2 separate regions of the Homo sapiens genome follow, and region 1 is linked to region 2. A link is a loop called in an ENCODE intact Hi-C map of the cell type or tissue named here. Cell type or tissue: CD14-positive monocyte. All regions are shown on one strand. Each heading gives the region's core, and the rest is flanking DNA. Links, peaks and the distances in the headings are about the cores only.

Region 1 (16,882 bases), core at 5,221-13,220, 81 kb before region 2:
GCCAACATAATGATGTATAGATCTGCAATAGTATCAGACTCCTAGATGGTTCTTTGCATCAAAGCACGCTCACATCCATTATCACATTCACTGATCGTGGTGGTGGCCCTACGACTTGGGCAGGCATTTGGGCAGATCTTTTCTTCTTATATCTGGGAACTAGAAGCTCAGGTTGTGCAAAGCCTTTCAATGGACTTTGAGCTATAGCTACTGTGTCTTGAGCCAGACCTCATCAAATGGAGAATGAAATGGGGCAGGTGAGGCTAGGCAGAATCATAAGGGTCTTTGGCTCTAAAGATTTTAAACAAATCAGGCAGTGCTAACAGGTAGAGGAGGAAGTAGGTGAGCAATGACCTTCCACTTGAAGAAGTGTCTGATTTTCAGCCCAGACACGCATCTCCATCCTCCCTCTTGGACTGAGTTTTCCAGATGGGTAGTCTTGGGTTTATCAGTGTGTGTGAGGTTGTGGGGAGAGGAGTTTAAGATCTCACTGTGGGTTCTCTACAGAAGAAGCACCAAAAACACCTGGGGTGGGGTGTTAGGATTTAGAACATGTTCTCCACCCCACCTCAGCCTGTCCAGATCCATGAAAGGGGGATGGTAGTAATGCAGATGGAAGACCATGGGCATCTTTTATGAGTTGTGTGGCCTTATGCAAGCCTGAACCTCCTTTAGGTATTCAGGTCTTTGAATGTCACTTATTCAAAGAATATTCATTGAGCTTTTATCGTGTGCTAGATACTGTGTAGTACCTGGACACAAAGGAATAAGACAGGAGCCCAGCCTTGAAGGACCTCTAGTGTGGCTCAGTGAGAGAGACTTAAACCAATAACCACAGCACGATGTGACATGTAATGATGAGGATGTGGGTGAAGCACTAAGGGCATACAGTGGAGAGGGTGCCTAACTGCACTGGTGGAGAGAGCAGAGAATGGGCCCTCTGAGTAGAGGAGCAGCGTGTGCTAAGTGTCATGCCAGGGCGTCACGCAGGGGTGTACCATGTTCTAGAAATATACATATGTTCCATGCAGAGAGTAGAACACATTAGAATCACCCGCCGTGCTTGTGAAAATGCATCTTGGAATCAGAATCTCTGGGATTAGGACTTAGAACCTGCTCAGCAAACATCCCAAGGTGATTCTTAGGCACGCTGTGTTCTAAGATCCAGTGGGCTTGCCCAGAGCTTCTCACGCTTTAATGTACAGATCAGTAACCTGGGATTCTTTAAAATGCAGATTCTTATTCAGTAGGTCTGGGGGGGTTGCTGCTGCTGCTTATTCACAGATGACAGTTTGGGTAGAAAAGGGCAAGATTGGTGTTTCTCAAACTTGAGTGTGCATCAGCATCACTAGAGAACCTGTTAAAATGGTGATCGCTGGGCCCACACCCAGAGCTTCTGATTCAGAAGCATTGCTAATATTAATAACTTCCCAGGCAATGCTAATGCTACCAGTCTCCACCATGAGAAATGCTGGGTAGTGCATAGGGCTGGGGATCTTGGAGGGGAGTTGGGGGAGATAAGGGGCAGTGGTGGAGCATGTGGGTGGGGCTGCACTTTATTGGGGCTTAGCTGCTGCTTGGAGGAGTTGGCCACCATTCAGACCATCACAGTCTGGCCTCTGTCGGCAGGGCTGGTGGGGCTCTAGCCTGCTGGAGGACTTGGGATGACTCTGTCTCCAGGGGGCTCATTCTTCTCCCCTCTGCTCCCTTGTAGTGCTCACCGGACAACCGAGGTTGCCCACAGGGATTTTGCCAACAGCTTCTCAATCTTGAGATACAACTCCACCATCCAGGAAAGCCTCCACAGGTATGGTGGGGCAGGCAGGCTGCCTGTTTGTGAGCAGGGGAAGGAGTGGGTAGGAGAGGGTCTTTGAGTCAGGGAGCCCCCTTCACTGGCTTTTCTAGTATCCAGCCTCCAGGAGTCCACCATGAGTGTTCAGGGGCATCTTGGAAATAGTCCTTATTCACCAAACTGCCTTCTGACTTAAGAATTCTTATCTGAGGCTCGGTGCTGAGGACAACTGGAGACCAGGGGTGCCCCTGAGAGTTTATCAGGTCGTCAGAGGCAATTCATGAACCTTGGGACCACCAGTCGGCCAGGTGTTTGGACTGAGAGCTGCTGCAGGGAGTGGACCTGGATTGGTGGGGGAGAAGCACCACTGACACCCTGGCATGACACTTTGCACATGCCGCTCCTCTACTCGGCCCATTCTCTGCTCTCTCCACCAGTGCAGTTAGGGGACAGGGTAGACAGGCAGCAGTAGGGGACCGCCAGGTGCAGGCATCAGGGACAGGGAGGGCCACGTTGGAAGCATCAGAGGTTTGGGGTCTCTGCCAGCTAGCATTGTTTGCCCTACGGAGGGGAGAGAAGAAGCCAGGCTCCAAGAGAAGTAATGGTGAGGGAAGGGATGTGAATTTGCTGCAGCTGGATGCCAGCTCTGTGCTGCGTGGTTTCTGCATCTGCGTTGAGGAACTGTGTCAGAGGAGCACCAGACCACCTGTTTAGTTGTGAAAAGATGCTGCGACAATGAAGTCCTAAGTTCGAAGAACATGGATCTGGGCCAATGTCTGCAATGTGCCACAAGGAAACTAGTTGAGGGGATGAGAGTGGAGATGGTTTGCACTGAGCCACTCCGATTCTGGACAAAGCACTGGAAGGGACAATGTCACATGGGGAAAGGGGAAGCTCAGAATCTCCTGCTTCCTGTACAAAGGGTAGCTTCCTTGGAAACAGGATAGGAACTGAGCAGGAGTCAATCAGGAAGGCTTCCTGGAGGAGGTAGCTAATGTGCCCTTTTCCCACTTTCTGTGTCTCCCCCTGCAGGTCTGAATGCCCTTCCCAGCGGTATATCTCTCTCCAGTGTTCCCGTAAGATGTTCTTCTTCTTGGATTGTGGCCAGTGTCGTGTGGGAGTAAAGGGCAGAGGGGCAGCACTCCTCCAAGGGAGGTGTTTGGCACAGGGGTTCAAGTCAGGAACAGTGTCTTAGCCAGCAGGCCTGCTTCAGGGCTGGAGTCCCTGTAAGGCACCGGTACACCCAGGGTAACATTTCCCCTTCTCCTGACTCTGGTAGGGGCTCAGCCCAGCAACCTTTTATTCCAAGGAAGCTGTCTGAGTCTTCTGTGCATCAGGGGAAGTGTATTCTTCCTATGTTTAGAAACAATAGAGACCCTCATTATAATGCTTGTCAATTCAGGGTCACATTAGAACTGGTCTGCATTCCTGTGCACCTAATGGCAGTCCTGGGACTTACCATCATGACCCCAATGCCCAACACAGTGCCCAAAGCTTGGGACACTCCAAAAGGATTTGTCAAGTCAATGAAAGAATGAGTGAAGGAGAAGAAAGAGGAACCTGCCTGGGGTCAAACTTTCCGCGGAATGATCCCAGAAAGCCACCCCACCATGTGGTGGCTCTGCTCTCACAGAAACTGCTGTGTGTAGCAGATAAGGGAGCAAAGCCCGTCCATGGAAGGGTGGGTGCCCTTCAGGATGGGGCTGCCTGAGCCTGTCCTGGCCCTGGGAGCACAGCAGAGGCATCCTGATCAGGAGCTCGGAAAGAACCCTGGGAGAAACAGGGTTCACAGTACGTCTACTCCTTCCCTCCAGACTGCGGACTGAGGGCCATGACCGGGCGGATCGTGGGAGGGGCGCTGGCCTCGGATAGCAAGTGGCCTTGGCAAGTGAGTCTGCACTTCGGCACCACCCACATCTGTGGAGGCACGCTCATTGACGCCCAGTGGGTGCTCACTGCCGCCCACTGCTTCTTCGTGTAAGTGCCTGAGAGGCAGGTGATTTGACACTGCCCAGGGTCGGGAACCACCAGGAAGGGCTGGCTGCAGACTGACTTCTTCGTGGAGGAGGATTCTGGGTGTGAGTCCAGCCCCCATGGGCCAGTTGGCACTGGTGTAGCTTGGGTGTTCACCTGGTCCTGAGAGTGTGGGTCGGGGGTGTTTGTTCCGAGCTAGGCCCAAGGATGAGAAAGTCCCATTGACGGCCCCAAGGGGGAGAGAGGCAGGCAGGAAGAGGGACTGGGAGCCTGCCCCTGAAGAACAGGGTGAAATGAAAAAGGCGTTGGGTTTGTTGCTGCTTCCTGCAAATGGAACTCATAGCAGAGGAGCCCCTAGTTATCCCAGAAATTGAGGGTTAGGGATTGCAGGCAGGGCACTGTATCAGCTGCTAACGGTCACCAGCTGGTCTATTGTCTTTGGGGGCCCACAGCCCAGGCTGGTGGGCAGGAAAGAGCTCTGGGACCAGGCCTCAGGGGCACTGGCCTCCCTAGTAATGAGTTCAGTGTGTTACTTTGTCCTGTCTGAATTTGCTGAGGGTAATAATACTGAGATCTTATCAGTACAAGCCCTTGACCCTGTCTGGTGAGTGAATCTGTGTCCCCATCCCTAGTCCCAGCACCTTCTGCAGCCCTGTGACTTGTCAGCATCTGTCAGTTCATATCGAGGCCCCAGAGTTTCAGCATGGCAGAAGTCAAAGTCTCCTATTTGATCCTTGGTGACTTGCAGAGGAGATAGTGGGGGGGGAGTGCCACACAGAGGTCTTACTCATCCTTCCCTCTTTATTACTGTAAGGTGCAGAGCTGCAAGCTCATAATTTTTGAGGGGCTGTGGGGGATTGCTTTGGACTCCAGGGATAAGATAGAGGGTTCCCTCCAGAGGTCATTTTATCCATCCTCCTGCCTCCAAGCTGGTGCTCTGACTGTGGCTCCCTGTAGGTAGCAGGGGCTGCCAGTGAACGCTGCCAGGCAGGTACTGGACCACGCTCCTTTGTGGCTCTTGCAGGACCCGGGAGAAGGTCCTGGAGGGCTGGAAGGTGTACGCGGGCACCAGCAACCTGCACCAGTTGCCTGAGGCAGCCTCCATTGCCGAGATCATCATCAACAGCAATTACACCGATGAGGAGGACGACTATGACATCGCCCTCATGCGGCTGTCCAAGCCCCTGACCCTGTCCGGTGAGGGAATCTGCACTCCCCGCTCTCCTGCCCCCCAGCCCCAGCACCCTCTGCAGCCCTCGCACTTGTCAGCATCTGTCAACTCATATCCGGGCCCCAAAGCTTCTGCAGGGCAGAAGTCAAAGACTCTTAAAGATCCTTACATGGAACACTTCTGTTTTATAATTAGGGAAACTGAAGCCCAAGGGTTATAAATAAGTTTGCTCCAAATGACACATCTCACATTACAAATTGATGACGGAGTCAGGGCTTGGGTACTGATCTTAATCAATAGATTGAATTCTTTCACTGGTATTAACTGAGCACCTAGGGGCCAAACGCTATGGTAGGCATTTCACACATATGATTTCATTTACTCTTCACAACCAACCCTGTGGAGCAGGCACTATTATTAACTTCATTTGACATATGAGGAAATGGAGCTTTACAGAGAGATAATTACCTGAGGCCACAAGTAATAGGTGGTAGCTCTGGGATTGGAACCAGGTCGATCTGATTCCCAAGCAGTGCTCTCCCCACCTGGCTCTAGACTGGCAAATTGCTTACCCTGCAGTCGAGAACTTAAGCTGAGTACACATTCAAACAACTAATTGCTACAACGTTGTTGCTAAGGACCAAAGGAGGCTACACAAAGGAAATGCTGCAGAGGTTCTCAGAAGATCACTGTGGACAGGGGACGTCAAAGAAGACTTCATTCATTCATTCATTCATTCACTCATCATTCATCCATTCACTCATTTGTTCACTTATCAAATACTATATGGCCAGCCCTATAGTACAGTTGCAAATAGAAATAAAATACACCAAGACGACCAGTAGAGGCCAATTATACGATGTTTTCGGGGAGCAGGGAGCTATGGTGGCATAGGCGGGAGCAACTAATCATCCTGGCAGGCTAGGGGAAGCTCAGCAGAGGAAGGATAGCCAAGGTGGGTCCCGAAAAGATTGGAGAAGACAGGTAATGGGGGCTCAGGGAGGACCCTGAAGAATGGAGCCAGAGCCCTCTGGCATAAGCATCTGTAAAGGTGGGAGAGGGAGGAGGAGTACCGGGATTTCTGGAAGCCTCGGAGGACTCTCTGGTTAGTCCAGCCATTCTCGTGCTCTGAGCCTGTGAGCTGGTGTTTCCTCGCACATTAATTATGGAGGCGGTGTCTATCATGAGTCAGAGCAGTTAGATCATCAGAGTGGGGTGAGGAGGAGGATCCCTGGGTAGAGCTCGGTTGGGCAGCGCTAGCCCAGAACCACGCCCACGCAGCGTCACACCCACTCGTAGCCACGCCCCGACACGACACGACACGCCCACCAGCCTTTCTGAAACTCCATCCTTGTCTGTGGAGTCCAGGGCTGAGGTGAGGGATGCCCGCTACCTCCTGCCCTGCCGCTCAGCACACAAGAAGGGCACAGACTGCAGGACCAGAGCAGGCCTTCTCACCTTGTCAAACCCAGGCTGTATTTGGCTAAACATCCAAATCTTACCTCCCACCCACCCTCCACCCCTTAATATTATTTGGAATTCCAAAACTAAATAATTTCTAAAAGCGAATGAAAGCTATTCTCACATTGCGTATGCTTTTCAAACGTAATAGTCTCCCTCCAGGCTCCAATAGGCTTTTGGGCAGGAAGCAGACCCTTAGTCTGAGAATCACAGCTCAGATGTATGTAGTCCTGTGGCCAGAACATGTGCCCTGATTTTTGGTTTAGAAATCAGGACTGATTTTCTTAAACTCATTTGGCAGGTGGAGCACTAGAAGTCACAGTACTTTTGCTTGTGAAAGTTCACTGGTAAATTTAATTCCCCCATAAAAAACAGTGAAATATCTAACGATGGATCATGTAACAGTGTTACATGTTTTTAAAACTTTACATCTCAAAAAGGGGCATAGAAAAAAAATCCTATGCTGCATTTTTGTTAATAATGCATGCTATTCCTTCATCTATTTTTTGTTTACTCTCTAGCAGACAAAAGTGAGGTAGACACCAATGTTTAAAGCCTAATTCCAATTTATGGGAGAAGAATTTAAAATCATCCTTCCCATCTACGCTTCCTGCCTTGTCTCTATCTTTTTAAACATTTATTGAGCACTTAATATGTGACAGGCATTATCTTAGGTGCAGAATACTGCAGTGAATATAACAAAGGGTTGAGAATACTGCAAACATTCTATTAACTAATATTTTCCTCCTGCAAACTCAGATGTGTTGGTCAATGCCCTGGTCCCCCTAGGGACACCAGTCCTCAGAGCTTATGAAGTGATATATAACAGTGACTTCTAAATATAATATTTCTGAATGTGGGATCAAGTTAGCAGGAATTCTGTGGTCTGTGTCTCTAGGAATGTGTTTCCTGTTTGGAGAGATTTCTTACCTTGTGCTGGGAAAACATTTAAAAGGAGAGCCACAGGCTCTGGACAACCAGTGGGTACCCTCGCCAGACCAGGCTGGACATACCGCTGAGATGCCATGGTCATAATATCTGGGTCTTAGCCTGCTGCTGTTCCTTGTTCTAATGGAAAGACATGGAAGAGGCTCCACCAGGAGAGACCCTCTCAGTAGGGAGAGACCCTCAGCTGCCCAGTATCGGCTTGTACAAGGGAGCTTCCAAGGCTTACGCATCTGACCACAGGGCAACCACTGAAATCAGAACGGCTTTGAGGACTCTGGTAGCCCCCAAATGCTGGTGGGTTATGATAAAGTGATCGAGTTTCATGTCTGGTCAGTCCAAGGCTCTGGAGGATTCAGATCCAGGACTCTAGAGTCAAGGATTAATGTTCTAGGAGACCCCTCCTTGCCCCCAGAGTGGTTGTGCTCCTTCTCCCTCCCCCTACTGAAAGTCTCAGCCTTGTTCCTTCACTGACGTCTGGAGGTCTTGTTGCAGCTCACATCCACCCTGCTTGCCTCCCCATGCATGGACAGACCTTTAGCCTCAATGAGACCTGCTGGATCACAGGCTTTGGCAAGACCAGGGAGACAGATGGTAAGAGGCAAAGATGCTTGGTTGTGTGTATGTATTCATGTGCATGTGTGTGTATACATGTGCGTGTGTAAGCAATGTGTCTGGGTATACAGATGAAGGCCTATGTCGATGAGCGTTTGGGTATACGGATTCATGGGCCTGGGTGTGATTATGTGTGTATAGACACCTGAGTATATGCCGGTGCAGTCACTGTGACAATGCCCTCCAATCAAGACCACCTGGAAAACTGCTGTGGTTGAACTAGTTGAGTTCATTGCTCATTGCAATGAGAGAGAGAACACACCATGAAGAACCATGGAGCATCTCAGCAAGAGGGTGTCAGAGAGGGAATGCTCGTAGGATTTAGGTGGCTTGGGGAGGGTTCAAAGACGCAGGACTTTTCTCTAAATTGTGGTGTCAGGAAGCAGGGGTTATGATTGGGAACCTTAATAATCTTATCTAGAGGCCGGGCACCGTAGCTTACACCTGTAGTCCCAGCACTTTGGGAGGCCAAGGTGGGAGAATCTCTTGAGCCCAGGAGTTCAAGACCAGCCTGGGCATCATGGCAAAACCCCATCTCTACAAAAAATAGAAAAATTAGCTGGGCATGGTGATGTGTGCCTGTAGTCCCAGCTATGAGAGGGGCTGAGGCAGGAGGATCACTTGATCCCAGGGAGGTTGAGGCTACAGTGAGCCATGATCATGCCACTGCACTCTAGCCTGGGTGACAGAGTGAAACCCGTCTCAATTAAGAATATATATATATATATATATATATATATATATATATATATATAATCTTATCTAGGAGCTCTAAGTGGTAAGGAAGCAGCAGTCACTCATATTGGCCAGGAGAGGGGGATGTCTGGTACTGTTGTGGTTTGCACAGTGACCTTGTTTTTGTCTGGCCTTAAACAAGATGATGAAGTGGTCTTGTTTTCATGTCATCCCAATCACAGAGTGCCTTGTCCTGTGAGATTGCTTACTTTGAGCAGGATGACCCCATGGTTAGACTCAGGCCACTTCCATGCATCAGGACCGCTTTTCCCTCCCTCCGTGAGGCAGAGCAATGACTGATGTGGGTGCAGCCTACTTCTCCTCTTGTCTCCATACCTGACTAGCTGTGTGACTGTGGGCAGGTCACTTCTCCAGCACCAGGCCTCCCCACCGGTAAATGGATTAATGCCACCTGCTCTCTTTAGGGCACATAGCTTCCAAAAACAAACAAAGCCATGTATCTGAGGGTGCTTTGAACGTAGGCAAGTGCTGTGCAACATGTCGGGTAGCCTGATAGGCTTGTGAGTGTGTCTGTGTGCATGGATGTCTCTGTCTCACGTGCAGTGAGCTGTGTCTTGTGTGAGGGCGTGTGTGCCCATATGTCCTGGGTGTCCAACCACAGAGGGCCTCCCTTGGGTGGGAGCCAGGCACGGGCATGGCACCCTCCATTCCCAGGAGGCTGTGATTCTGGGTCTTGGGGTGGCAGCTGGACGGCCAGGAAGCTATCTAGAATCTCACTGGCTTCCCATCCTCTGTCTCCTCCACCCCACTTCACTGAAGACAAGACATCCCCCTTCCTCCGGGAGGTGCAGGTCAATCTCATCGACTTCAAGAAATGCAATGACTACTTGGTCTATGACAGTTACCTTACCCCAAGGATGATGTGTGCTGGGGACCTTCGTGGGGGCAGAGACTCCTGCCAGGTGAGGGTACCTGTGGGTGGGGCTCAGGTCCCAGCACCCTGGGGATGGGGGAGGCAGGGGTGTTGGGGCTGATGTGGGAATTGGGACCCCACCCTTTCCCGCTCATGGACCACCTGTCCCATCCTGCGAATGTGCCCCCTCTCCCCTGCAGGGAGACAGCGGGGGGCCTCTTGTCTGTGAGCAGAACAACCGCTGGTACCTGGCAGGTGTCACCAGCTGGGGCACAGGCTGTGGCCAGAGAAACAAACCTGGTGTGTACACCAAAGTGACAGAAGTTCTTCCCTGGATTTACAGCAAGATGGAGGTAAGATCCCTGCAGCAGGACACTGCACCCAGCAGGCTGGGAACTTCCTCAGGTGGGGACCCTGGAGGAGCACCCAGGTTGTAGGCAGAGGTCCCCTCAGCGTCCCCATATTCGGGGGGTGTTCTGGACAGGGTCAAATGTGATGCCTGGGGTCAATCCCAGCTGTCTGTGTTTCTTTCCCTGCTTTTCTTCCCTCAGAACAGAGCTCAGCGGGTTGAAAAAGGGTGGACCTACAGGCCAGGCAGGCAGTTGCTGGGCAGATGTTCTCCCAGAAGTATTTTTTTGTGTAAGGTTGCAATGGACTTTGAAAACGTTTCAGTTTCTGCAGAGGATTTTGTGATAGTTTTTGTTATCAAGCATTTATGCATGGGAATCCGCTCTTCATGGCCTTTCCCAGCTCTGTTTGTTTTAGTCTTTTTGATTTTCTTTTTGTTGTTGTTGTTGTCTTTTTTTAAAAACACAAGTGACTCCATTTTAACTCTGACAACTTTCACAGCTGTCACCAGAATGCTCCCTGAGAACTACCATTCTTTCCCTTTCCCACTTAAAATATTTCATCAGAACCTCACTACTATCATAAAAGAGTATAAAGTAATAAAATAATAAAAAGTTATTTTATGTTTTTTGACTTGCTTTAACCTATATCCAACCTCAGAAGTCATTGCTCAGGTCAAACTGAACCACAGACCCTTCAGTGTGTGCCTTACCTTGCCCTTGGCCTTTGGAATACTTGATCCACCCTAGAGAGTCCCCTCTCCCACTTCCACCCTCTCATCTTCCATTTTTCTTACTGAAGAACTCTGACTAATCTATCAAAATCAGCCATTTACAATGCCTGGAATATCCTCGGTATTTACTATTTATTGTTATAAATTAAGGATGAATGAATAAACAAATAAATGAAAAGAATAAAAGGTGGGCCTCACCTCGGTGCCAGCCCCAGTGCCACTCTCCTCTCCCAGGGATGACCGAGATGTGAGTTCACACAGGCCGCTGGCAGTGGAGTGATGGGAGGCCTCCCTCCACGGCAGGAATTTCGGTGTCAGGAAACAGGGATCTGCCTGCAACTCTGCTGACCTAGTTGAGACCCTGCCTTCTCTGGGCCTTCAGCCTTTAGCTGTAAAGCAGGGGGTGCTCTGCCAGCCCTCCCCTTCTCTGCCTGGGGAACAGGGGAGGGCTCAGATAGGGGGAGCAGAAAAGGCTCCAGAAATCTAGTGCAGAGAGGCCCTCCAATCCTGCATCCATCCTTTCCCTTTGCTCTCCCTCCTTGGAGAGGCAGTGCTAGGTGACAGCGAGGCTAAATTATAGGTTCTGAACCCCAACCTTGGGCTTCTGTGCTCCTCGCCCACCTGGCCCACCCTCACCCTCTTCTCCCATTCTCTTCCTCAGAGCGAGGTGCGATTCAGAAAATCCTAACCAGCTGGCCTGCTGCTCTGCACAGCACCGGCTGCTGTGAAGACTCTGGCCATGGTGACTGGCCATGTGTGGCATCATCTGGGCTAATGGCCACCGGGCACCATCGGACTCCCACCTCCACTGTCTGCTGCCTCTGTGTGTGTGTGTGTGTGTGTGTGTGTGTGTGCATATGTGTGCATTGCCACTCTCCCAAGTTTTTCAGAAACCAGCAGAGCTGTCAACTCTTCTCAAAATCCCAGGCTGGAAATTACCTGGAGACAAGAGTTGAGTACCGTGGATGTTCCTACAGGAGTGTCCATAGATGGATGGAGGAGGTGGAGCCCAGAGCCCAAGGAAGAGCTGGGAATTCTTGCTTCTCTGACCCTCACTTACAGACTAGCCCAGTGTGGGCAGATGCCAGCGGCCCAGGTGGCGCCATTGCTGTCCTGGGATGGATCGTGGGTTTTGGTGGATGCAGCTTCCCAGGGCCTGGACCGTCTTCGGTGAAAAGCTGCTCCCGTTGGCTTTATGAGCATCAAGTCCTCACCCAGACCCCCTGCTGGTGCCGTGGATGTCACCAGTCGGACTGTGCTGTGGCTAACCAGGCTGACAACTGAGATGAGGATTCACTGTACTCATTTGGTCACAAGCTGCTGGGGCGGGTTTTATTTTATTTTATTTTTATATTTAAGAAATGAAAATACGGGTATTTTTAAAGATTCTCCAAAAAGTCCAGAAGCCTTGACAGCTGGCATCAATCAGCCCAAGACCCCCAGGGGATTCATGGGAAATGTCGTATTTTAGAGTCCTACAGAATATTTCTGGCCTCAAGGAACTGGATGAAGAGACTGGACAAAGTCCCCAGGATGGGCATCCCCCAAGTCACTACAGCATCTGGAGCCCCTAGGAGATACTCAGGGAAGCAAATCCTTGTTTGGGCTGGCAAGCAAATCCGACACGACGAGGTCCACAAACTGTTTCTGCATCCCAGGGCTCTGACGAAGGCGTTAAGAAACAGATGCTGTTCCCGCGTAGGCTCCCAGGGGCCCCAGGGAGGTCCAGGTGGACTGCCTCTCTCATTCCCAGTAGCTGTCCTGGGACTTTGGGATTTCTTCTCAGCTTTCTCCACCTTTCAGTTTCTCAGTTGTTTCAGAAACATAGCAATGACATAAAAACTGCTATGGAGAGAAAGCTAACATGGTCCCATGCCTTCCAGGCAGCCCTGCTGAAGGATCTAAGTTGGCCCTGTTCCTGCAAATCATCAACGTGCCTGGACTCGCCAGCTAAAAGCCTGGGCCTTCCCCAGCCTTTTTTCTGGGGCACCTATTCCTCTGCCAGTCCTGCTCCCCTCACCTTCCTTGGGCCCGTCAGAGTCTTTTGTGGTGCTGTGCTTCTCAGAGGCAGGATCCAAGCAGATCAGCCCAGCCTAGCCCAGCTCAGGCAGGCCATGGCCGCTCAAGGGAAAGACTGCCCCAGAAGAGCAAGCTGGAGAGGCTGGGCAGGGGCTGATGGGGCTGGGTACACTGGGGAATGTTAGCAAGACTGGGAAGGAGGCCACATTCCTGTCTGCAGCAGCCGCCAGCGATGGTCTTCAGCAATAAAAGTTGTGTGACCTGAGACATCTGTCTTTGGATGTTTTACTGGTACCCTAGGTAACAAATTGAGGTTGCCCACCCTAGTGCCCAGACACTCTTGGTTTTGGTTCTTAGTTTTGGTTCCTCATCTTTGGGTTCTGCTCATTTAGCCATACATTCATGTATTCATTCCATTCACCAGCTGCATCCGTGCCTACTCTGTGCCCGGTACACATGCTAGGCCCAGAAGATACAAAGGGCATGACAGCATCCTCAAGGAACTGGGTCATGACCCAATGTGATAGAAGCTGTGATTGAGTGTGGACACCACGCATGGAACATGCACAGAGCAACCACCAGCCACACCTAGAGATGTCAAGGAAGCTTCACAGAGGAGGTCAGGTTTGGAATGAACCTTCACAAAGCAGGTGGGGGCAGGGGAAGGGCACTCCAGGGCATGTTCTTACCCTCTTCCTCTTCCTCTACTTCTGCCTTTGCTGGCTCAACAACAGACATGTTGACAAGGAAACCCCAAAGCTTACTCAGCTATTTCCAAGGGAATCGGATGGGTGGTCCCACTGGCCTCTTCTGAACGATCTACCTCTTCTTGCTTTGCACTTTTCCTGTGTTTACCATATTGACCTCAAACATTATGAGCCCACTGGTGAATCCCCAGCTCCACCTCTGTACCCCCATTCACCAGTGGGCTGATAGTCCCCAGGGGCACACCAGCCACAAGCACAGAATTCTTCAGGTTTCCCCACAAGCATCCAGCCTCTGGATACCCTGAACTTGATTGCTTTAGTCTTTCATATCAATGCCAGGGAAAGTCCTTCTTTTGATTCCTTTCTTGCTCTATCTGCACAAGAAGGTACAGGGGAGGTGGCAGGTGCCACGCTTACTATATTCCTAGGAGGGGTGACACTGACTGTAATAGATCCTACAGTTTCTGACAATTTCAATGGTTTAACCTAATTGAAGTTTATTTTGCATCCATGCAACAATCCTGTAAGGGTGTTCTGATCAGAGGGAGACTTTCTTCCACAAGCTTTTTCCATCTTGGGAGTTTGTCATCCACATTGTTGTCTACTTCTAGCCAGAAAGAAAATATAAAAAAGACTCATTCACTCCTTAAGTGCTCTAGCCCGGAAGTCATTTCCACTGACATTTTATGGGTACAGACATGTCATATGTGACATGTGGCACCACCTAGACAAAATTGGGCTGGGAAAGGCAGTCCTTGGCAGATCCCCCTGCAGGAGCCAGCACTCATTTCAGAGGACAACCAGCCATCTCCACTCACCATAGGAAGGTGGCTGCATCCTCAGAAGCCCAGCCTGGGCAGAAACTTAGAGCTTAGGCCATTTCTGTTTCTTTCCCCTTAGAAAGCAGACACTTTCCTTTCTCTCTCAGGGCATTCCTAGGACATAAATTGACTGGCAGGGATGTAAGGGTATGGGAGGGGGGCAGGGAAATAAGTTAGAGAAAAAGCAGGATCTGGATGGGAAAAGAAAAATACATTCCTTTGGCCCAGGATATCTATAGAGGCTACCAAAATTAGGGATGGCGGGGGGTGATAGGGCATTCTAAACTGGCGCAGAATCTCCAGGGAACTGTGTGTGTGTTTTGGGCAGGGAGGTGGTTGCAGTGACATTGTCCTATGTCCCTGGAGCCTAGGCTCCTCCAAGTACCAGCCAAGCCTTCTGGCTTTGTCAACTCTATTGACTGCTGAATTTCCATAGAATTTATCTGGGAAAGGAGTGCCAAGTGAGTGTGCTGGGCAGGAGAAGGGGGAGGCTATTGCAGGGAGAGATGATGGCTCTTTACAGAAGGAGCCACTTACAGCCTAGCAGGTGCTCCAGCTGCCTCTGGGCTTTGGTTAGATTCCCAGGGATCATTGTTCCCCATAATCACTTAGCTGTGGTCCTGATGCAATTGGGTGGACATGGGGACACACATGTGAAGTCCCCGTGATGGCCATGATGAGGATAATGATAATAATAGCCAGCATTTGCTAAACGTTTGCTATGTGCCACATGCTGTGCTGGACACCTGATGTATATTATCTCCTGTGAGCACAAGAATCCCGTGAAGTGGACATTGTCTTCATTCCTAATTTACAGATGAGGAAACAAAGGCCAAGCAAAGTGAAATAAGCCTCCCAAACTACATGACTGCTGCATGGCAGAGGTGGATTTGAATCCAGGCTCTGACATGCAGCTGCTTTTTTACACTCTGCATTCAGCTGCTCTTTTACACTCTGCACCAGAGTCAGGTGGAATCCTCCCAAGTGGGACCTCATAGGCTCTGCTCTCTGGCTCTGCGTATCTTTCCAAGAGTGTCAGGGTGAGACAACTCCCCAGAGAAGGCTAGGCGCACCCATCAGAGTGTCACATGACCAGAGGCTTAGACCATGTGGTTTCTGGTAACTTGGACAAGTACATCATGAGTGGGAGGAGGCCCTCCTCCACCCCGGTCCCAAGTGGATGGTTTCTGGGATGCCCTGTCAAGTCACAACAAGCTGTCACCCAGGACACCTCCAAGTCTCCTTGATGTAGGTGGATGGCTCTGAAAGGAACATGCCATTCATTCCCCGTCTCCTGTGCACTGGCCCAGGCTTCCTGTCCCTAGGAAGGCTGCCACCCAGTCCAGTAAGTAAGCGTGCTGTACCGATCTTACAATGGGTCCTCCCAGAGAACAGGGAGGACTGTGCTCAGGAGATAAACAGCCCTGGACCTTCTGGGACAGGAGGTCTTGAGACCTCTGAGAAAGGTGAGGGCATAGCCTGGTCTATGGTCCTCCACGGCTCACTCCTGCCAATGGGACATGGGAGGTGGACATAATAGGAGGCCTTCTCTGTCCAAGCCCTGAGTCCCAGAAAAGGTTGTCTACTTTTCATAGAAGGAAGGAGCTGGGAATCTGCTTTGAATAATTCCTTCTAATTACGCTGTGTTGTAGCAGAGAGAGCTCTGGAGTTGGAATCAAAGTACCTGGAGGTACAAATTCCAACTCTACTACTTACTCAGCTATGTGGTCTTAGACAAACCATCCTCTCTGTTTCTTCATATGTAAAATGGGTGTATCTGGCCTACATTCGTTGTGAGATTAAATGGTACGATCCATATAAACATGCAGGGCAAAGTGATTAGCATATCATGACCTCTCTGCATATGTTGAATTCGCAGCGAAAGGGTCAGATCCTTCACCCTCAGGCGCTTCATCAAACACATGACATAGGAGAGAGAATTTTGGATAAAGCTTCGAGTCCTAGGAAATTTGCCATGTCTCTCCATAAACTTTGTTCCTAGGCTTTTAGCAATGACCTGATCCTCCATGGAGGTGATGCTACCACCTAGGCCAGGTGGATATTCCCAGCTGGTGGTCCCTCTAAGTCGTGGAGCTCCATGACTTAGAGGAGCTCACCCCGCTCTCTCTTATCACTGACAGGGCCAGGAAAGCTGCCTGTCCCTGGAAGAATTCTCCTCTGGGAGATGTTAATGTCCTGCCCTGGCAGACTCTGACTGCTCAGCCAATGGAGTTGGCCAACTCAGGTCTGTGAGGGGCATTCATCTTCAGCCCCCACAACTCCTCAATCCACAGCCATCTCCTGCCCCACCATACCAGTGTCTGGGAGACACTTCTTAGTCTTCATCTTCCTGGAATTCTTGCAGCTTCTAACCATCGAGTGCCTCCTACTTTATGACATTGCCATGACCTCTGGGACATGGACTTTCCCAGGTCCCCTTCCTGCCCTCTGGCTGCTCTTTCTCAGTCTTCCACAGATTCTGAAATTGTGTTCCCAGGAGACGTCCCCAGCTCTCTTCTTTTCTCTTGGTAAATGGTAAATGCTCACCCTGGGCCATCTCATCTATTTCCAGGGTTTCCAACATACACCTGTGGAGCCAGCAGGAATTTGCTCCATGTCACTAAAGCATAAAAAATCTCACCTTTCTTTTTAAAATCAGATGAATCTGACTTTGAACTGCTGCAGCC
Region 2 (9,792 bases), core at 1,275-9,274:
CTGTACCCTTTTCGGGCACCCTGGGCTGGCTGCAGTGTGGAGCCCCTCGAGGGAGAGGGCCAGGGCGGGGGCTGTGGTTGGCTCTGCTGCATCTGACAGCTTGCCCATCCTCAAGTGCCAGGTGGAGGTCAGAAAATCTCCCCTGGCTTTCACGTGCATCCCTTGCCCCAACCCGCCCCAGCAAGTGGGCACGAGGTAAGGGCTCCTTTGCCAGCCCCTCCTCCCTCCCTGTGTCTCTTCCTGTTTGTGGGCTCACCTGAAGTGTGAAGAGGGGGAGTGCCACTCTCCATCCAGGCCCCAGGCAAGCAGCACCTCCCTGCTCTCCTGCACTCCTGGACACAACCAGCAGCTCCTGCCATGGACAGGTGGTACCTGGGTGAGTCCTCTGAGCCCCATTCCTCCTCCCTGCTCAGGCTCTAACACAGGTGCCAGCCCCGTCCCTTTCAAGTGCACCCACAAGCTCCCCAGAAGTGCAGGAAAAGCAGAAAGGAAGAGAGGCAGAATTTCCAAAAAAGAGCATCTCCATACGGAGTCACTGGCCTGCTGTAACGTGTGTGCAGAGCATATCTGAGCTGCGAGGGCTGGGAAGGCAGCTGTCCAACTGCCTCATTTACTTGTCTGTCCATCCGTCCCTTAGAGATGCAGGAACTCAGAAGCCAGGCTGCTGGCTTGAAATCTTGGTTCCCCTACCCTCTGGCCATCTGACCTCTGGCAAGTTATTTAACTTATCTGGGCCTCAGTTTCTTCCTCTATGAAATGGGGTGATAATAATGCCTTCTTTACCTTCTAAAACTCATTGTGATGACTAAAGAATTAATTTCTGGCCAGGCATGGTGGCTCACGCCTGTAATTCCAGCACTTTGGGAGGCCAAGGCGGGCGGATTATCTGAGGTCAGGAGTTCGAGACCAGCCTGACCAACATGGTGAAACCCCGTCTCTACTAAAAATACAAAACTAGCCAGGCTTGGTGGCACATGCCTTTAATCCCAGCTACTCAGGAGGCTGAGACAGGAGAGTCACTTGAACCCGGGAGGCGGAGGTTGCAGTGAGTCGAGATCGCACCATTGCACTCCAGCCTGGGTGACAAGAGCGAAACTCCGTCTTAAAAAAAAGAATTAATTTCTGTAAAGTGCTTGAAACGGTGCCTTGCACACAGAGTTTAAAAATGTAGCCATCAACTAGCTTTCCCTATTGCTTCCTATTCATCTATCTATTGATCGATCTATCATCCATATCTATCTATCTATCTATCTATCTATCTATCTATCTATCTATCTATCTATCTCTCTATTTATCTATCTATCCATCCATCTGTTGGTGCCTCCCCATGCACCTCCTCCCCCCCGCAGTGGGAGCCCTTCCATCCACACTGCAGCTTTGTTTGTGACCAGGGTAAATATTACCTGGCACTGTTAATGTTTAATGCCCCCACCTCATCCCCAGCCACCCCACCAAGGAGCAAAGACAGCAGGAAGAGGCAAGTGGAGACAGTCCATTTGGGTGGGGAAATGACTGGGTTGTCAATGGATAGATAGATAGATAGACAGATAGATAGATAGATAGATAGATAGATAGATAGATAGATAGATAGACAGACAGACAGACAGACAGACAGATGAATTTATTTAACTTCCCACTTATTTTTACATCTCTTATTATTCCCGAAAGACTCCATGGAGGCTTACAAATACAGACCAAATGCAATAAGATAACACAATCCTGTATAATAAAGGGAGCACCCTTGTCTTGTGTGGAGATGGCAGTAGCTTTGGTAGCACATCTTGGAGGATCTGGGCTTTCTACCTCCAGTTTGCCATTAACTGTGTGTTTCAGGCAAGTCCCTTCACCTTCCTGCCCTCGTTTTTTCTGGTGTACCCAGTGCCCTGGCCACGTCCAGGGGCTATTGTGGAAAGCAAATGAGCAGCCTCAAGTTTCTTTATCTGTAAAACGCCATTAGTAGGAATTAAGTGATGCAGTGCATTCCAAGAGCCTGGCACGTGGTCCATCTTCACCAAACGCTGGCTCTGCTGTGATGTTTGCACGAATATATATTTCTTGGCTCCAGAAGCAGAAGGGAGCTGAACGGGTATTGCAGCGCCTGATCTGCAGGGCCATGCCATTCTCTCCGTCTCACTCATTCGTGCCCATTTTCATTGGAGGGTGGCTGGCTTTTCCATGTCCAACAGCAAACATTTGCCAAAGGCTAATGCTTGTCATTTCTTCAATCAACACACATATAACAGTAAAAATGATGCCACTCACCGTGTGCCAGGCCCTGGGATATGCTCTTTGCATGCATTATCTCACTTCCCCTCACCACCACCCTAGGAGCTGGGTACTGCGCCCATTTTACAGATGAGGAGACTGAGGCACAGAGAGGTGAAGTCATTGACTGAGACCACACCATTAGCAAGTGAGAGGGCCAGGGTGTGAACTCAAGTGCCAAGCCCTGCCCCTGCTTGGGGAGGATTCATGGATACAGTGGCTCCCTTCAGAAGGGCTCAAGCTCCCCTGCTGTCCGCTGGCCACTGACCTTGGCTGTTTTGTGGCCATTGGGCTTCAGCCTTTTCTGGAGGCCAATTCAATGGACTAGAACTCAACGAGGATTCTACAGTACCTGTGACTACCCGGCACAGGAGTCCTGGGGCGAAGGAGGTCACAGCGGAGTGGGGAGGCTGCCTGCGAGGTGTGGAAAGCATCTGCCTCCTGCAGCAGGAGGCCTGATTGTCAGTCTCCACTTCCCCCACACTGGCTGTGTGACCCTGGGCAAGGCCCCTACCTCTCTGTGCCTTAGACACCTGCCTCATCAGTAAAATGGGAAACATAAAGCTTGAGGAGAAAAAACAGTGAGGAAAGTGCTTGGTAAACCATAAACGCAGGGGGTTTTCCCCACGATGAAAGTCTTGCCCTGTCCTTAAGGATCCTGCATGCTCCATGGTAAACTGGCAAGGACACAATCCGAGAGCCAGGCCAAATGGTGGTAGGAGGAAGTGCCAGGGCGGCAGGGAAGGAGAAATTAGTTGGGGATGACTGAAGCCCTTCTGAATGAGGTGTAACCTGCAGGGTGCACGTTGATGGGTGAATAGGATGACAGATGAAGGGCCCTTCTGGAGGATCTACTGCTGGTCAGCTTTGGCGGTGCTCCAGGGATGTGGTGGGGGAGCAGTGGGCCAGGCTCCTAGGGACCACTGCAGGAAAGCCTCCAGTACCACATAAGGAACACCAGCTGCAGCGGCGGCATCCATGGTGGCTGGTGCGGTGGGCCCTGCCTGGGCTGGGGGCCACTGTGGGCCACTGCCCCCAGAAACTCCCAAGTACAGTGTACACTGAAGAGATTGTGCAACTTCCACTTTCCTGTTCCCACCGCCCCAGCTGTAGCTTCCCCAGCTGGCAGAACAGCACGACTGCTGACCCATCCCAACCCTTCTCTTTGGAAATTTCCTTTGGGAAGGTTTGGAAACTCAGCCAGCTCCTCCCTGCCCCTGCCTCCCCACGCACGTCCTCACCCTGCAGAAGGAGCCCCTCCATCCACACTGCAGCTTTTCTTGTGACCAGGGTAAATATTACCTGGCACTGTTAATGTTTAATGCCCGCACCTCGTCCCCGGCCACCCCGTGGAGGCAGCCAGACACTCTCCAAAAAGCAGAGACAGCAGGAAGAGGGGAGTGGAGGCAGCCCATTCACCTGGGGAAATGACTGGGTTGTCGATGGACGGTGGTGAGTGTGCTGGTGTGCGTGCCCGGGCGTGTGCAATGCTGGGTGGCTCTGATTGGCCTGCCTTTGTGGGGTCAGCTGGACCCTACTCTTCCCTCTCCTGCCACCTCAGCCTTCCAGAGTACCCAGCCCCTCTTCCTGTCGGCCTCCTCTCTAAGAAAATTTGCAACTTAAAGGAGGACCCTGCTTTAACCCCAAAGAAAGATAGCTTGAGTGGCAGAAAGGCAGCAGATAGAAGCTGGAGAGCTGAGCGTTCCTCCTCGGCCTCCTGGCACACACCCGCCCTGAGTTCAATGCATCTTGCTAGACCGTCTGAACTTGGGCGGGAGGCAGACGGCGTCCATCTGGCTGGGGAAGGAGCAGGCCCCTCTGGTCAGCCTTCCTAGGCTGGATTTGGGGTGAGAGCCCGCCAAGTTCAAGTCACACTCTCCAAAGGCTTCCTGTCACAGGAACTGACTCAGGCCTGGAAACCAAGAGGGGCACTTGCTGACAGAGGTGGGTTTTGAGCCAGATGCAGAAAGGGGAGGGTGCTGGGCAGGGAGGGTCTCAGCAAGCGGCTCAGGGCCAGGTGGCCACGGAGGAGGAGGTTTCCTGGGGCGTGTGGGGAAGCCTCAGCTGGCGTCTAGCTGTTGCTCTGACACTTAAATCCCCATATGACCTTAAACAAGGCCTGAACCAAATCTGGGAAGACAGCCCTGACGGCCTTCTGTGTGGGACCTGGGTCCTTCATGGCCTCCCTGAGCACCCAGCACCTCAGGCCCGTCAGGATGGGCACTGACTCTTCCTGGCCTGTCCTTTCCTGGCCCAGGGACTGGCCGCTGGGGACAGCTGGGCTTGACAGACCCTAAGTCTCACTGCTGCTCAGGGGCACAGTTTGGCACAGCCCGGAAAGTGCTAACTTGCGCGTTCCTTCCTCCTCGGGCTCCACTTCCCTCGTGCGAGAAGGGGCTCCGGCAGGGCAGGAAAGAGTAGCGGCCCTTAGCTGTGGCAGAAGCGTCCTGGCCAGGCCACCGTCTGGCTGTCCGGGGCAAGTGTACTCAGTTGCAGGGCACCACTGTGAGACCTGCCTGCTGAGCGGCTCCAAATCCGGGGGAGGCCACCAGAGGCAGGGGCAGGACCTTACCTCTAACGGGCTCCTTCCCTCCCGCCATTGAGAGGTGGCAGATCAAAGGGCTTATGCACCTCCATTCTCAGCCCCCTGCTTCCTGGGTTCAAACACCAGCTCTACCCCTGACTTGCTGTATAACTGTGGGGGAATTTCTTCTCTGCACTTCCACCCTCTTGTGGATTACACCAGAATGACATTGACGCCTCATAAGGTTGCCATAATGGTTAGATGAGTTAGGGTTTGTTAGTTTTTGCCCGGTGCCTGACCAGCACTATATATTAATGTTTCTTAACTAGATCTGCTTCCCCTGAGGATGGTAACGCAGGAAAGGAGGTCTGTCTCAGCTTTCATTAGGACTTTGAACAAGTCTACACATTGGGCTCGGCTTCCTCCTTCTGTCTGATAAACTTTAAGGTTCTGTTTTATTTATTCATGCATTTCCCAAATAGCTGCTAAGCACCTGATAGCCAAATGGTCCTGTGGAGAGAGGCCGCTGGGAGTCTAATGGGAGAGGCTTCTCCTGGCCTTTTCTACCATGGTAGGAATCAAGGAGCAGGAGAGAGCCACCCTTCCGGAGTGGTCAGAGGCCCCCCAGACAGCACGGATCCCCCTCGGACACTCGGTATTTGGTCCCCAGTTGAGCGTGTCTGAAGCCGCCTGGAGCAGAAGCCTGCTGGCAATGGTTTTAGCAACACCCCTGCTCCCAGCCTCCCCTCGCCTGCTTGGACCCTCGAGGGTCCTCTGGGAAGGGAAGGACAGGGAATTCCAGCTGTTCCTGTGGCTGGCTCACCATCGGTGACTCCTCTCATCCCACCTCTGGCTCTCTCCTAGGCGGCAGCCCCAAGGGGGACGTGGACCCGTTCTACTATGGTAAGCCTGGGCCCCTGCGCACCCTTCCTGAGCCCTCAGGACCCCTTCCACCAAGCAGCGGCCTCTCCCAGCCCCAGGTCCATGCTCTGTGCCCCTTATCTCCCCTGGTTACCACGGGCTGCTGCGGGCAGGCTGCGGAGAGAGACAGCTGCTGGGAGAGACCACCCATCCCGCTCCTCTTGCCCTCTCTTTCCGGAGACTATGAGACCGTTCGCAATGGGGGCCTGATCTTCGCTGGACTGGCCTTCATCGTGGGGCTCCTCATCCTCCTCAGTAAGTGGGGTGGCCTCCAGGGAAGGGGTGCTGACCAGGGCACCTCTCTTCTCAAGGCCGCTGAGCAGGCTGGCTTTCGGGAGTTGCCAAGGGAGGGGTGAGCCTCCCCACCACGCCCCCCACTGCAGGATGTGGGAATGGGTGCCCGGTGGGGTGCCAGGCTCGCTGGGAGCACAGTGTGAGGTTCCTGCTTGCTCAAGTGCACCCTCCAGTGGGCCCGGGAGGAGCCGCAGAAGTGAGAGCAAACCCACGGGGTAACTGGGTAACCGGAGGGCCAGACAGGGGGACTAGGCCCCCCGCTGCTAACCATGGTCCCAAACTCATTTGTTAAATAGGGATGATCCCACCTGCCTCACAAGATTAGGGCTAGCATCCAAAGACATGGCAGTCAGGACAGCGCTCTGAGAACGGTCCAGTGCAGACTCGGAGTGTTCTGGGGGAGACAAAGAGAGTTATGTATCCTCAAGCCCCGAGGGGCACACAGCAGGAGCTTAATAACTGCACATTGACTTGTTTTGGTCCAACCCAAAGAAAAATACACAGAAAACACAACCCATGGAAAGAAGATACAGCAAGCACACCTGTGGGCTCTGGACTTCTAATGCACGTGTGCCACTGCCACCCCACCCCAAGGCTCGGGCCACAGTCCTGCGGGTCTCCCCATTTTCCCGTGTTGCCCATGGCAGCTCTCTCTACGTGTGCCACTGCCAGCCCACCCCAAGGCTCGGGCCACAGTCCTGCAGGTCTCCCCATTTTCACATGTTGCCCGTGGCAGCTCCCGGAGGGCAGTGCCGGGTGGCAGCTGATCACATAGGCACAGGAGGCAGGTGGCCTAAGCAAGGGGCTCCACTTTGGAGTTGCTGCCATCCTTCTCCAGGTGTTCATCGGGCAGCTGTGCTGGGGGCACCATGATGGCCCAGTCTCTGCTGCTACTCTCGATATGCCAACAGACCACCGTGGATCTGCTCCAGTAAATATTTGCTGACTGACTGACTGACTTAGGTTCTTAAATGCCTATGGTCCAGCCTTATATAAAGAGAGAGAAGGCTGGGCGTGGTGGCTCATGCCTGTAATGCCGGCATATTAGGAGGCCAAGGCAGGAGGATCTCTTGAGACCAGGAGTTTAAGACCAGCCTGGTCAATACAGTGAGACCCGATCTATACAAAAAAAAATTTTTTTAATTAGCTGGGCATGGTGACATGTACCTATAGTCCCAGCTACTTGGGAGGCTGAGGCAGGAGGATTACTTGAGCCCAGGAGTTTGAGGCTGCAGTGAGCTACGATCCCACCACTGCACTCCAGCCTGGGTGACAGAGTAAGACCCCGTCTCAAAAAATAAAATAAAATAAAATATAAAATAAAATAGAGACAGTCAAACGTGGCCTCCAAGCCTGACCCTGCGATGATACTGGCAGGAGGGAGGTAGGAGAGACTGGAAGAATTTTGAGTCTTCCAGGGTCTCCTTGGAAAATTAGTCCATGGAAACAAATCTCCTTTTCTCTTTTCAAGGCAGAAGATTCCGCTGTGGGGGCAATAAGAAGCGCAGGTGAGCGCTGCCTGGGGTGACCGATGAGGGGGTTGGGGCTGGAGAAGGAGGGGCGGGCTGAGGATTTTGTCTCTGACACAGTGGAGGATCCCCAGCCTCAGAGATCCCTAGACCCACCCCTCCCCCTGCCCTCTCACCTGTTGCTTTTCCTTCCCCCACCAGGCAAATCAATGAAGATGAGCCGTAACAGCAGGTATGCTAGGAGGGCCTGGGGAAGGTGCGGGGAGGGCAGGGCAGGCTTGGGAGCAACAGGGAAGAATTCTGGCTCCTGGACTCGGTAAATAAGAATTTTAGGGTCGTCCACACATCAGCCAGGTGGTCTGTCACCCATCGTGTGTTTAAAATGATGGCCAAGGGCCTGGCGTGGAGTGTGTGCCGCAGGAGATCACAGAGGAGCCCTGGAGAAAAGTGAGATGGACAAGGGGGAAGTAAAACCCCAACCTCTGCTGCCTCCCACCCAACCCCATCCTGCCTTTGTCTTCTCAGCCTCGGCGGTGCCACCCACTGCACTGGGGCCAGCTGGGAAGCCAAGCATGGCCCTGCCTCTGGCGCCTCCCCTTCTTCCCTGGGCTTTAGACCTTTGTCCCCGTCACTGCCAGCGCTTGGGCTGAAGGAAGCTCCAGACTCAATGTGACCCCCAGGTGGCATCGCCAACTCCTGCCTCGTGCCACCTCATGCTTATAATAAAGCCGGCGTCAGAGACCGCTGCTTCCCTCACCTGCCTGCCTGTCTCCCTCCTCTGTCACCACCAGCCTCTCCAAGCTCAAGTACAAATACAGCCGGGTCTCATTTGTTTTTTCAATTAATTGCTCAGGCACCTGTCTGCCTGTAAAAGCAAGAAGTTCAGTGTTGTCATCTGTAGGCCACTCCTCACACCCCTTGAACTGGCAGAAGCCCTGGGGACAGAGGCCTCAGCCTGGCTTTTATACACCTGGGAAGTCTGAAAGGCCCAGAGGTCAAAACCACAGCCCATTGGATACCCATGAGGCCTCTGCCCCAGGCACCACTGTTGGGTTCCTGGAAGCGACCCTGCTTAGCAGTTGCTGTGGAGAGGCCCCAGGCTACCAAGATGGGCCTCTGTGTGGTCACATTCCTGTGCTCTGCCGTTTTCCATATGTACCCCCCTGGGCCAAGGTGGGTGGGTCCGGGGAGCCTGGTGCTGGGCCTCTGCACATGTCCTGAAGGAGCCAGCCCTCTTCCCAGCCCCCTCCTGGTACTAAGCTCGGGCCACCTCTTTCCACTCTTGGGGCCACCTATTTGGAGGGTTGGTTAATTCCAGGGCCTGGGGCCAGGGAACAGATGGTGAGAGTGAGACCACTGTCACACTTGCTCCAGCCCCCGTCCATGCAGGCAGGGACCCACCCAGGGCAGCCTCAGCCTGAGATGCTTCCAGGTCGCTCCACCTAGTGCGGACTCCTAATGTGCCCGACTCCTAATGCCCATGCCCCCTTTGCTGTGAGTCCAAGGCCATGGCCATGCAGGGAGGCCTCTGGGACCTTCTGCACTCAGGAAGGAGCCCAACTTTCCTCTCCCTCCCTTCACTCAGAGGCCTCGAAGGCTGGAGGGATTGTGGGATTCTGGCACCACCTAGCGTCTGGCTTCCTCATCTGGGCCTGCAAGCTTTTGAGGGAGGAGAGGGGAGAACTGGCAGGAGAACCAAGCTACAGGACCAGGAAATGAACAGGGTGTGTTTGGGGGCCAGAGGCAGGATAGACCTCACTCCACTTGGGAATTAAGCTCTTTGTCTTAATCCACTGCCCCCAGTCCCTGATAACCACCAACTCTCCTAGAAACACAGAAGGCTTGAGCAGGGAAGGGTCCTTAGAGAGCAAAACAGACCGTCTTCAATTTACAGAAGGGGAAACCGAGGCTCTAAGAGAGGCCGTGGCTTATCCAGAGTGACATGGCCAGCCTGAGTCGGAGCCAGAGGTAAACTGCAGGTCTCTGGCTCCCCTTCCAGAGCTCTTCCCACCACACGAACATCCAAAGGACGGGAAGCGGTTGGTGGGGCAGGGAGGTGGACTACCCACTGACTGCCTGTGGGTTTGGAGAGTGAAGGGGAAACAGAGAAGGCCTGGGGTTGTGGGGAGAAACTCCAGAGGAGACCAGGAGCCAGGCAGGGGAAGGCCAGGTGACTTACAACTCAGCACCAAGTCCTTGTGACACCCCACTCCAAATGTGGACTCATTGGTGTAGGCCAAACCCTTAAATGGAATTCAGTTTTCTTTGCAGGAGATAGAGGCACACACTTGAGCTCTCCCTCGAGGGTGGGAGAAATGA

What was found. Hi-C counts contacts between places; a loop is a spot of excess contacts. Peaks named below come from ENCODE experiments on the same cell type or tissue, not always from the same donor. Only the 100,000 strongest peaks of a DNase experiment are listed, where the experiment ranks them.
Region 1: a loop joins it to region 2, with 3 times the contacts of the local background. A loop is called at or near these places in 7 of 110 quality-filtered maps.

What each region holds. Positions count from the first base shown.
Region 1 is chr11:117,896,693-117,913,574 of GRCh38, reverse strand. TMPRSS13 (transmembrane serine protease 13) reads left to right here. Exons shown (of 13, transcript NM_001077263.3): 6 at 1,715-1,807; 7 at 2,825-2,868; 8 at 3,607-3,769; 9 at 4,791-4,963; 10 at 7,839-7,937; 11 at 9,474-9,616; 12 at 9,768-9,920; 13 at 11,310-12,934. The coding sequence ends at 11,336. Among named protein-coding and RNA genes, the nearest start is that of TMPRSS13, 24 kb to the left of the region's middle. RefSeq lists an enhancer at 5,761-6,261. In CD14-positive monocyte, for the core only: CTCF peaks have their summits at 8,586 and 8,785 (motif pointing right); DNase peaks (open chromatin) are centred at 6,174 and 8,794; H3K4me3 peaks cover 591 bases; H3K27ac peaks cover 1,274 bases.
Region 2 is chr11:117,818,579-117,828,370 of GRCh38, reverse strand. It overlaps FXYD6-FXYD2 (FXYD6-FXYD2 readthrough), which reads left to right. Exons shown (of 10, transcript NM_001243598.4): 7 at 5,654-5,692; 8 at 7,476-7,512; 9 at 7,675-7,705; 10 at 7,999-8,314. The coding sequence ends at 7,503. FXYD2 (FXYD domain containing ion transport regulator 2) reads left to right here and starts at 3,627. Exons shown (of 6, transcript NM_001680.5): 1 at 3,627-3,717; 2 at 5,654-5,692; 3 at 5,891-5,965; 4 at 7,476-7,512; 5 at 7,675-7,705; 6 at 7,999-8,314. The coding sequence starts at 3,693. The coding sequence ends at 7,699. RefSeq lists enhancers at 2,781-3,333, 3,334-3,887, 5,550-6,103, 7,785-8,519, 8,520-9,254. In CD14-positive monocyte, for the core only: CTCF peaks have their summits at 4,787 (motif pointing right), 4,986 (motif pointing left), 6,193, 9,114 (motif pointing left) and 1 weaker place; DNase peaks (open chromatin) are centred at 3,360, 5,000, 6,160, 9,100 and 3 weaker places; H3K4me3 peaks cover 2,180 bases; H3K27ac peaks cover 4,734 bases.